Regions from separate parts of the Homo sapiens genome. Here region 1 is linked to region 2. A link is an interaction called in ENCODE POLR2A ChIA-PET data of the cell type or tissue named here. Cell type or tissue: GM12878. All regions are shown on one strand. Links, peaks and the distances in the headings refer to the core of each region. The heading gives the core; the rest is flanking DNA.

What was found. ChIA-PET counts read pairs that join two places held together with the same protein. Peaks named below come from ENCODE experiments on the same cell type or tissue, not always from the same donor. Only the 100,000 strongest peaks of a DNase experiment are listed, where the experiment ranks them.
Region 1: POLR2A ChIA-PET joins it to region 2 with 5 read pairs; 2 of 35 experiments call an interaction of 5 or more read pairs at or near these places.

What each region holds. Positions count from the first base shown.
Region 1 is chr7:138,201,847-138,207,290 of GRCh38, forward strand. No RefSeq gene overlaps it. Among named protein-coding and RNA genes, the nearest start is that of MIR4468, 81 kb to the left of the region's middle. RefSeq lists enhancers at 3,535-4,400, 5,369-5,444 and a silencer at 3,917-4,211. In GM12878, for the core only: no CTCF peak of the experiment used is centred there; no DNase peak of the experiment used is centred there.
Region 2 is chr7:138,135,832-138,141,275 of GRCh38, forward strand. No RefSeq gene overlaps it. Among named protein-coding and RNA genes, the nearest start is that of MIR4468, 15 kb to the left of the region's middle. RefSeq lists an enhancer at 2,542-2,651. In GM12878, for the core only: no CTCF peak of the experiment used is centred there; a DNase peak (open chromatin) is centred at 2,240; H3K27ac peaks cover 1,356 bases.

The DNA of each region.
Region 1 (5,444 bases), core at 205-5,204, 66 kb after region 2:
TCCTGAGTTCAAGCAATACTCCTGGCTCACTCAGCCTCCCAAAGAGTTGGGATTGTAAGCATGAGCCACCACACCCGTCCTGATTTTCACATTTTTTAATGGTTGAAGACAAATTTTTAAAATATTTTATTATGTGAAAATCAGGCCAGGCACAGTGGCTCACGCCTGTAATCCCAGCACTTTGGAAGGCAGAAGCAGGCAGATCACATGAGGTCAGGAGTTCGAGACCAGCCTGGCCAACAAGGTGAAACCCCGTCTCTACTAAAAATACAGAAAAATTAGCCAGGTATAGTGGTGCATGCCTGTAGCCCCAGCTACTCAGGAGGCTGAGGCAGGAGAATCACCTGAACCTGGGAGACCGAGGTTGCAGTGAGCCAAGATCATGCCATTGTATTCCAGCCTGGGCGACAGAGCAAGACTCTGTCTCAAAAAAAAAATAAATAAAAAATACAATATTTCATTATATGAAAATCATGAAATTCAAATTTCATTTTAGTGAATAAACCTTTAATGAGAAACAGTCATATCTGTCTGTTAAAAAAAAAAAAGGTGGGCAAAGGACATGAGTAGACATTTTTCTTTTTCCTTTTTTTTTTTTTTTTTGACGGAGTTTTTGCTCTTGTCACCTAGGCTGGAGTGTAATGCCGCGATCTTGGCTCACTGCAACCTCCACCTCCCTGGTTCAAGCGATTCTCCAGACTCAGCCTCCTGAGTAGCTGGGATTACAGGCACCCACCACCACACCCTGCTAATTTTTTGTATTTTTAATAGAGATGGGGTTTCACCATGTTGGCCAGGCTGGTCTCGAACTCCTGACCTCGGGTGATCTGCCTGCCTCAGCCTCCCAAAGTGCTGGGATTACAGGCATGAGCCACCATGCCTGGCCCAACATTTTTCAAAAGAAGACATAAAAATGGCCAACGGTTATGTGAAAAAATGCTCAACATCACTAATTATCAGTGAAACGTAAGTTAAAACCACAATGAAATATCATCTAAGCCAGGCATGGTGACCCATGCCTGTAATCCCAGCACTTTGGGAGGCCAAGACAGCAGGATCACCTGAGCCCAGGAGTTTGACACCAGCCTGGACAACATAGAGAGAAACCACCTGTCAAAAAATACAAACATTAGCCAGGCATGGTGGTGCCCACCCATAGTCTCAGCTACTCGACAGGCTGAGGTGAGAGGGTCACCTGAGCCTAACAGTCCGAGGCTGCAGTGAGCTGTGACTACACCACTGCACTCCAGCCTGGGCAACAGGGTAAGACCCTGTCTCAAAACCAAACAAACAAACAAAATTAAATATTATTTTATCCCAGTCAGAACAGCTATTATTTAAAAGTCAAAAAAAAAAAAAACAACTATTGGCGAGGATGTGGAGAAAAGGGAACTCTTACACAATGTTGGTGGGAATGTAAATTAGTAACCGTCTACGGAAAACAGTTTGGAGATTTCTCAAAGAAGTAAAAATAGAACGACAATTCAATCCAGCAATCTCACTACTGAATATCTACCCAAAGGAAATCAATATATCAAAAAGACACCTGCACCTGTACATTTATTAAAGCACTATTTACAATAGCAAAGATGTGGACTCAACCTAAGTGTTCATCCATGGATGATTCGATAAAGAAAATGTGGCATATATACACGTATTCAGCTATAAACAAGAATGAAATCATGTCTTTTGCAGCAACATGGATGGAACTAGAGGTCAATATGTTAGGTAAAGGCCAGGCGCGGTGACTCACACCTGTAATCCCAGCTCTTTGGAAGGCCAACGTGGCTGAATTACCTGAGGTCAGCAGTTCAAGACCAGCCTGGCCAACATGGTGAAACCCCATCTCTACTAAACCTACAAAACTTAGCCAGGTAGAGTGCTGTGCACCTGTAATCCCAGCTACTCAGGGGGCTGAGGCAGGAGAATTGCTTGAACCCAGGAGGTGGAGGTTGCAGTGAGCGGAGATCATGCCATTGCACTCCAGCCTGGGTGACAGAGCTATATTGTTTAAAAACAAACAAACAAAAAACTTAGGTAAAGCAAGCTAGACACACAAAACAAATATCTCATGTTTTCATAAGTTGGAACTTAAAAAAATGTATACATATGAATGTAGAGAGTGGAATGACAGAACATGCAGACTCAGAAGGGTAAGGAGATTGCAAGGGTACATGAAGAGAAATTACTTTTGAAGGGCAAAATGTATGTTATCCAGGTGATAGGTACCCTAAAAGCCCTGACTTGAGCACTATGCAATCTATGCATGTAACAAAATTGCACTTGTACCTTATAAATTTTTACAAGCAAAAAATAAAATAAAATAAAATATAAAATAAAACAAAATAAATGAATGTGATGATGGCACCTGAGTCACGTGAAAGACAGCTGTAACCTAGGCAGCCGTAAACTTTGTTTCTCTGTTTATAGATTAGCCTTTTACCTTGCCTATATTGTTTTGTAAAATGTTGCAAATTATTAAAGAGCCCCGAGGAAGACCGCTTCCCTCTTCACTTATAGATTAACATTCCTCTTACCTTTCTCACACAAAAACTTCATGGCTATCACATTGTCTTAAGATGGGATGTTAAATACATTCTTTTTAATTGGAAAGGAAATAAAAACCAGCTATAAAGAAAAGAAAACAAGCATTATGGAAAAGAAAACAAAACTGCAACAAATTACATTGTTGTAACTCATAAACCAGTCTTTTATAGAAAATGTTATAATCCTACTAAATGTCTTTGTTATCTTTCTATATAAGTAAGAACTTAGCTTTTCGTTTAGGAACACTGACCCCATTTCTCTAGAGTCTTTGTGTCTCAGATGGCTATTCCCAGCTTTTTGCTTGAATAAACTCTTTAAACTGGATTCTGGTCCTTTTGATTATTTCAGGTTGACAGAAACAAGTAAGAAAAAGTATATGTGCTTGAATGTCCACTTGCTTTAAGCAGATTATTACGTTATGATGACTTGGCTTGCAGAGCAAAGAAAATATGAAAAAGAAGCACATCTCAATTATTCTTTCTGGAAGGAATCCAAGAACAACTAGACGAGAGATTTTATATGGCTGGTCTCCCATGGAAAACTGACCTTTTCCATTTTCAGTAACTCCAAGACCAGCTGTTCAGACTGTGAACCACAAGGGCGTAAAGGATGTCATTCTTATCTTTTTTTTTTTTTTTTTTTTTTTGAGAGAGCGCATCTCCCTCTGCCCAATCATAGATCACTCAAGCAGCATCAAGCTCCTAGGCTCAAGTGATCCTGCTGCCTTGGCACCCCAAAGTGTTAGGATTACAGGCATGAGTCACTGTGCCCAACTCATAGACATCTTTATAATTTTCCATTCTTGTGAATATTTGTATTTATAATGTTATTGGCTCTAAAAATTGATGCTATGAGAGTTTTTGGCAGATGGCAGTAAAATGTCTCTTGCTAATAAAATCTGCATATTACCATTTTCTGAAAAATGAAAGTAAATGGTTTATCTAACTGTTTCAATATGTATAATTCGGTTTCAATTTAAACAGGAGGAATAAGTACAATAATATAAAGATCTTGAAGATCCAAAAGCAAGTGAAACAAATCTGTCCTTCTACACAAGGAGATGCTTTTCAACCAAAATACTGTTTAGGGAGCATCGTAACATGTGAAGCAAAATTCTTTGTTGGTCTTAGGGCACTTAGTATTTCATATAATAGTTCATATGATCACCTACTTATTTATTATATTGGAAAGATATTGTCGAGTATCTCTGAGTCTTTTGATTATAACATGTGAAGGAAATAAAAATATTTTACCCCAAAATATATTTCTTTGCCATACTTTGAAGTGACCTGCAAGGATGTCTTTTGTGGGAGAAATTTGCATATGTCCATCTGTAGAGAATCTGCATTAATACAGCCAGCACTTCTCTGGATCCAGGAAAGATTAACAGAGTTAAAGGTCTGAAAAGGAACATTTACCATCTATTCTCTCTAAGGGCTCCTACCTGTGAGGTTTCATCTACATAACAAGACCACATTTGTTAGGCAAGCCTCTTCCTTTCTCCCTCCCGTGATCTGCTTTGCCACTAAAACCTGACTTACCGCTATAACTGATGATTATTATTTTTTTTGGCCATACTCTGAGCCCACATTCTTTTTGTAACCTCAAGATGTTACACAAGTTTTTGTACCTCACTGAGGGGTTGGGTCTTCATTCTGAAGGCTCACATGTATATACATTAAATACATTTGTATGTCTTTTCTCCTATTAATCAATCTGCCTCATTTCAGTGATTTTTCAGCAAACCTTTAGGAGGACAAGCCCCTTGGCTCCACATATGATTCACTACATAATAACTAACCTTTATTTACCACTAAAAATTTACAAAGAAATACTGCATAGAGATTGCTAATTTTTTTTTATTACAAATTTGGTAGTTTTATTGTCTTTGATTTTTTAACAATTTTTTTTATTATTATACTTTAAGTTTTAGGGTACATGTGCACAACATGCAGGTTTGTTACATATGTAGACATGTGCCATGTTGGTGTGCCGCACCCATTAACTCGTCATTTACATTAGGTATATCTCCTAATGCTCTCCCTCCCCCCTCCCCCACCCCACAACAGGCCCCGGTGTGTGATGTTCCCCTTCCTGTGTCCAAGTGCTCTCATTGTTCAATTCCCACCTATAAGTGAGAACATGCGGTGTTTGGTTTTTTGTCCCTGCGATAGTTGAGATTGCTAAATATTAATCCACTTTTAAAAACAGCAATTTTTTAATTATGGCGATTTCATCAATATAAAAATAACTACTATTGAGATGTAGAGGCCAGGCATGGTGGCTCACACTTGTTATCCCAACACTTTGGGAGGCCTAAGTGGGTGGGTCACCTGAGGTCAGGAATTCGAGACCAGCCTGGCCAACGTGGTGAAACCCTGTCTCTACTAAAATATAATAAAATTAGCCGGGTGTGGTGGCGGGCACCTTAATCCCAGCTACTTGGGAGGCAGAGGCAGAAGAATCGTTTGAACCCAGGAGGCGAAGGTTGCAGTGAGCCGAGATCGAGCCATTGCACTCAAGCCTGGGGGACGAGAGCGAGACTTCTCTCAAAAATAAAAAGAAAAATAAATATAAATATTTAGAGTAACATGCATACTATTTTTCATTTATTTTTAGCTTTCAATTTTTTATTTTTAAATGATATCAGACTTATTACAAAGTTGCAAAAATGGCATAAAAATTTTCTGTAGACTATACACTTCACTCAGTTTTCCTTAATGTTAACTTTTTTGTTGTTGTTTTGGTAGAGGCAGGGTCTCACTATATTGCCCAGGCTGGTCTCAAACTCCTGGGCTCAAGCGATCCTCCCACCTCAGCCTCCCAAACTTCTAGGATTACAGGTGTGAGCCACCATGCCCAGCCTTAACATCTTATATAACCATCATACAATGATC
Region 2 (5,444 bases), core at 165-5,164:
GGAGTTTGAGAAGTACTAGTACTCATGCTTCCTTAAATGTTGGTAGAATTCAGCAGTGAAGCCATCAGGTCTAAGGCTTTTTTTTCTTTTTTCTTTTTCTTTTTTTTTTTTTTTTTTTTGAGATGGAGTTTCGCTCTTTCGCCCAGGCTGGAGTGCAGTGGTGCAAGCTCTGCTCACTCCAACCTCCGCCTTCCAGTTTCAAGCAATTCTCCTGCCTCAGCATCCCAAGTAGCTAGGATTACAGGTGCCCACCACCACACCCAGCTAATTTTCATGTTTTTAGTGGAGACAGGGTTTCACCATGTTGGTCCGGCTGGTCTCAAACTCCTGACCTCGTAATCGGCCCACCTCGGCCTCCCAAGTGCTGGGATTACAGGCATAAGCCACCACATTGGCTTATTAGTGATTTAATATTTAATCTCCTTACTGATCTGTCCGAATTTTCTATTTCTTCATGATTCAGTCTTGTCAGGTTGTATATTTCTAGGAATTTATCTGTTTATTCTAGGTTATCCAATTTGTTGTTATATAATTATTCATAGTAGTCTCCTATGATCCTTGTATTTCCTTCTTTTTTTTTTTTTTTTTTTTTTTTTTTGACAGAGTCTCACCCTATTGCCCAGGCTGGAATGCAGTGGCGCGATCTCAGCTCACTGCACCCTCTGCCTCTTAGGTTCAGATTATTCTTGTGCCTTAGCCTCCTGAGTAGCTGGGACAACAGGCGCACACGACTATGCCCAGATAATTTTTGTATTTTTAGCAGAGACGGGGTTTTGCCATGTTGGCCAGGCTGATCTCGAACTCCTGACCTTAAGTGATCCACCCACCTTGGCCTGGGCCACTGTGCCCAGCCAATCCTTTGTATTTCTGTGTTATCTGCTGTAATGGCTCCTCTTTGGTTTCTAATTTTATTTGAGTCATCTCTCTTTTGTTCTTAGGCTAGCTAAAGGTTTGTCAATTTTGTTTATGTCTTCAAAAAAGTTTTGTTGATCTTTTCTATTCTTTTCCTATTCTCTTTTTTTTTTCCTGCTCTGATCTGTATTATTTCGTTTCTTCTACTAACATTGGGCTTAGTTTGTTCTTCTTTTTTGAGTTCCTTAAGGAATAATGTTAGATTACTTATTTGAGATCCTTCTTCTTTTTTAATGTAGGTATTTATTGCTATAAACTTCCTTGTTGGAACTGTTTTTACTGCATTCCATACATTTTGTTATGTAGGGTTTCCATTTTTGTTTGTCTCAATATATTTTTTTTAATTTCTCCTTCAATTTCTTCTTTGACCCATTGGTTGTTCAGGAGTATGATGTTTAATTTCCATATATTTCTGAGTTTCCAGTTTTCCTTCTGTTATTTATTTCTAATTTCATACCACTGTTGTTGGAAAAGATAGTTGACATAGTTTCATTTTTTTTAATTTTTATAAAATATACAAAAATATACATAGATACATATAATAGATTTTTATAATAAATACATTAAAATATACATAAATAGAGTCTTGATACGTTGACCAGGCTGGTCTCAAATTCCTGGCTTCATGCGATCCTCCCATCTCAGCCTCCCAAAGTGCTAGAATTACAGACAGGAGCCACCACTCCTGACCACATTGTTTCAATTTTTGAAATTTGTTAAGACTTGTTTTGTGGCCTAATATATGATCTTAGAGAATGTTTTATGTGTGCTTCAGAAGAATGTGTATCCTGCTGCTGTTGGATGGAATATTCTGTATGTGTCTGTTAGGTCCATTTAGTCTAAAGTATAGTTCAAGTCCAATGTTTTCTTATTGATTTTCTGTCTGGAAAATCTATCCATTGTTGAAAGTGCAATGTTGAAGTCTCCTACTATTATTGTCTTGCTGTCTACTTCTCCCTTCAGACCTATTAATATTTTCTTTATGTATTTATGTTCTCCAATGTTGGGTACATAATAGTGTGTGTGTGTGTGTGTGTGTGTGTGTATTATATATTGTTCCATATTACCTATTGTTCTATCATCTTGATGAATTGATCTCTTTATCACGATATAATGGCACTGTATGTCTCTTTTCACAGTTTTTGACTTAAAATGTATTTGTCTGACATAAGTGTGGCTACTCCTCCTCTCTTCTGGTTTCCTTTTGTATGGGATGTCTTTTTATATCTCTTTACTTTCAGTTCACGTTTATTCTTGAAGCTGAAGTGAGTGTTTTGTAAGCAGCATAGAGTTGAGTCTTTTTTCTATCCTTTCAGCCATTCCATGTCTTTTGATCAGTGAGTTTAATTTATTTAATGTAAAATAATTACTGAAAGTAAGGACTATTTCCATTTTGTTCATTGTTGTCTGGCTGTTTGGCAGATCCTTTGTTTCTTTCTTCCTCTCTTGCTGTCTTTCTTTGTGATATGATGATTTTCTGTAATGGTATTGTCTTATTCTGTTTTGTATTGCTATGAAGGGATATCCGAGGCTGAGTAATTTTTAAAGAAAAAAGGTTTCTTTGGCTACAATTCTGATGTTTGGAAAAGTTCAAGATTGGGCATCTGGTGAGGGCTTCCATTTATGGTAGGAGGTGAAGGGGAGCTGGAATATGCAGAGATCTCATGGCAAGAGAGGAAGCCAGAGGCGGAGGTGCAAGGCTCTGTTTAACAATTACCTCTCATGGGAACTAACAGAGTGAGAACACAGTCACCCCCAATGGAGGGCATTAACTTACTCATGAGAGATCTGCCCCCACAATCCAAACATCTCACATTACGCCCCACCTCCAACATAGAAAATCAAATTTCAACATGAGTCCAAAATACCACATGTTCTCATTTATAAGTGGGAGCTAAGCTATGGGCACACAAAGGCATACAGAATGGTATAATGGGCATTAGAGACTCAGAAGGGAAGAGGGTGAGAGGGGGCTGAGGGATGAAAAACTACCTATTGGGTACAATGTACACTACTCAGGTGACAGATGCACTAAAATCCTAGACTTCACCACTATCCAATTCATCCATGTAACCAAAAAACACTAGTGCCTCTGAAGCTACTGAAATTTAAAAGTTTTTTAAAAATTCAACATGAGGTTTAAAGTAGACAAACCATATTTAAACTATAACTAGATACGCTTTCATTCATTTCTCTTTATCTTTTACGTATCTTTGATAGGTCTTTTCTTTGTGATTACCATGAGGCTTACATATAACACCTTATAGTTATAACATGCTATTTTAAGCTTATAGTAATTTAAATTTGATCCCCTCCCCAACATTCTCTATATATATTTTAATTATGACATTTGAAGAAACTTGAAAAAAATAAATATTTTATACACCACACACACACACACACACACACACACACACACACACACACAAAGTCTTACTCTGTTACCCAGGCTGGAGTGCAATGGCATGATCTTGACTCACTACAACGTCCACCTCCTGGGTTCAAGCAGTTCTCCAACCTCAGCCTCTTGAGTAGCTGGGATTACGGGTGCATGCAACCATGCCCTGGTAATTTTTGTATTTTTAGTAGAGATGGGGTTTCACCATGTTGGCCAGGCTGCTCTCGAACTCCTGGCCTCAAGTGATCTGACTGCATTGGCCTCCCAGTGTGCCGAGATTACAGGTGTGAACCACCACGTCTGGCCACATTCTGTATTTTTGATGTCACAATTTGCATATTCATCTATGCTAAGAACTGACTCAGATAAGTGATGGTTTGAGATAAGCCTAGATAGGTAAATAGGACATGACAGAACTTTAGTCTTGTTTTTCCTAGAAGGATATAGAAAATCACTGAAGCAATTTAGACGAGGAAGTAATACTAGAACAGGCAATACAACATCTCAAATTCATTTTGAGTTCTAACTCTAAGGAACACATTTTGCACAGGTTTATATATATGTTAAATGCATTTTTCTTGGTGCAAAGTCATCAAAAGTACATACTAACAGAGCTTTCTTCTATTACATAAACATCTGCCATTTACAATAAACAAGGGAAGTATTAAAATAAGAGACAGAAGATGGTTTTCTTCAATTTATGTAATCTGTGTCTAGATATCAAGACACTAATAATCAACCTTAATCATTCTAATAAATTCAAGATATGGAACACAGAGGTGCAGATACACAACACAATTTGCAACACTTTTCATCTTCTCAACTAAAATAATCCATATAAAATTATGGTTATTTATTTTAGAGAAGGAGTCTCACAGTGTCATCCAGGCTGGAGTGCAGTGGCACGATTACAGCTCACTGCAGAACTCCTGGGCTTACGCAGTCCTCCTACCTCAGCATCCCAAATAGCAGGACTTCAGTTACACACCACAATATCTGGCTAATTTTTTTTTTGAGGGCGGGAGGCGGTAACAAAGTCTCACTCTTGTTGCCCAGGCTGGAGTGCAATGGCATGATCTCGGCTCACTGCAACCTCCGCCTCCCAGGTTCAAGCGATTCTCCTGCCTCAGCCTCCCAAATAGCTGGGATTACAGGTGCCTGCTACCACGTCCAGCTAATTTTTGTATTTTTTAGTAGAGACAGGGTTTCACCATGTTGGCCAGGCTGGTCTCGAACTCCTGACCTCAGGCGATCTGCCCGCCTCGGGCTCCCAAAGTGCTGGGATTATAGGTGTAAGCCACCGTGCCCAGTCAATATCTGGCTAATTTTTAAATTTTTTGTAAAGATAGAGTCTCACTCTATTGACCAGGGTAGTCTCAAACTCCCGGTCTCAAGGGATCCTCCTGTTTTGGCCTCTCAAAGTGCTGAGATTACACGGATGAGCCACTATACCCAGAACATACCTATTTATCCATTTAAAAAAATCCACATTATGTTTGGCCAGGTTTTACAGAGCACTTTTGATCACATTACACAATAGGAAGGGCAAGTAATACACCAATTTTTCACTTGTAAAAATGGAGACTCTGTGTTTTTTTTCAGCAACACTTACATAAACACAGTAGAAATGTAATACTTGGTTGTGGAATGCCTGAACAAATGAAAAATAAATACATATGTCTGTAATTTTTTAAATTTATTTTTAATTGACAAATAAAAATTATACATATTTATAGTGTATGACATGATGTTTTGATACATCTTTTTTTTTTTTTTTTTTTTTTTTTTGAGACAGGATCTGGCTCTGTCACCCAGTCTGGAGTGCAGTGGTGCAACCTCGGCTCACTACAACCTTTGCCTACTGAGCTTAAGCCATCCTCCTACCTCAGTCTCCTGAGTAGCTGGGACTACTGGCACCCACCACCACGCCCAGCTAATTTTTGTTATTTTTTGTAGAGACGGGGTTTCGCCATGTTTCCCAGGCTGGTCTCAAACTCCTGAGCTCAAGCAATCTGCCCACCTTGGCCTCCCAAAGTGCTGAGATTACTGGCGTGAGCCCCTGCACCCAGCCTTGATACATCTTTTTATATTGTGAATCCATTAACAAATTATTGTAGTTACAGTTTTTTTGTTT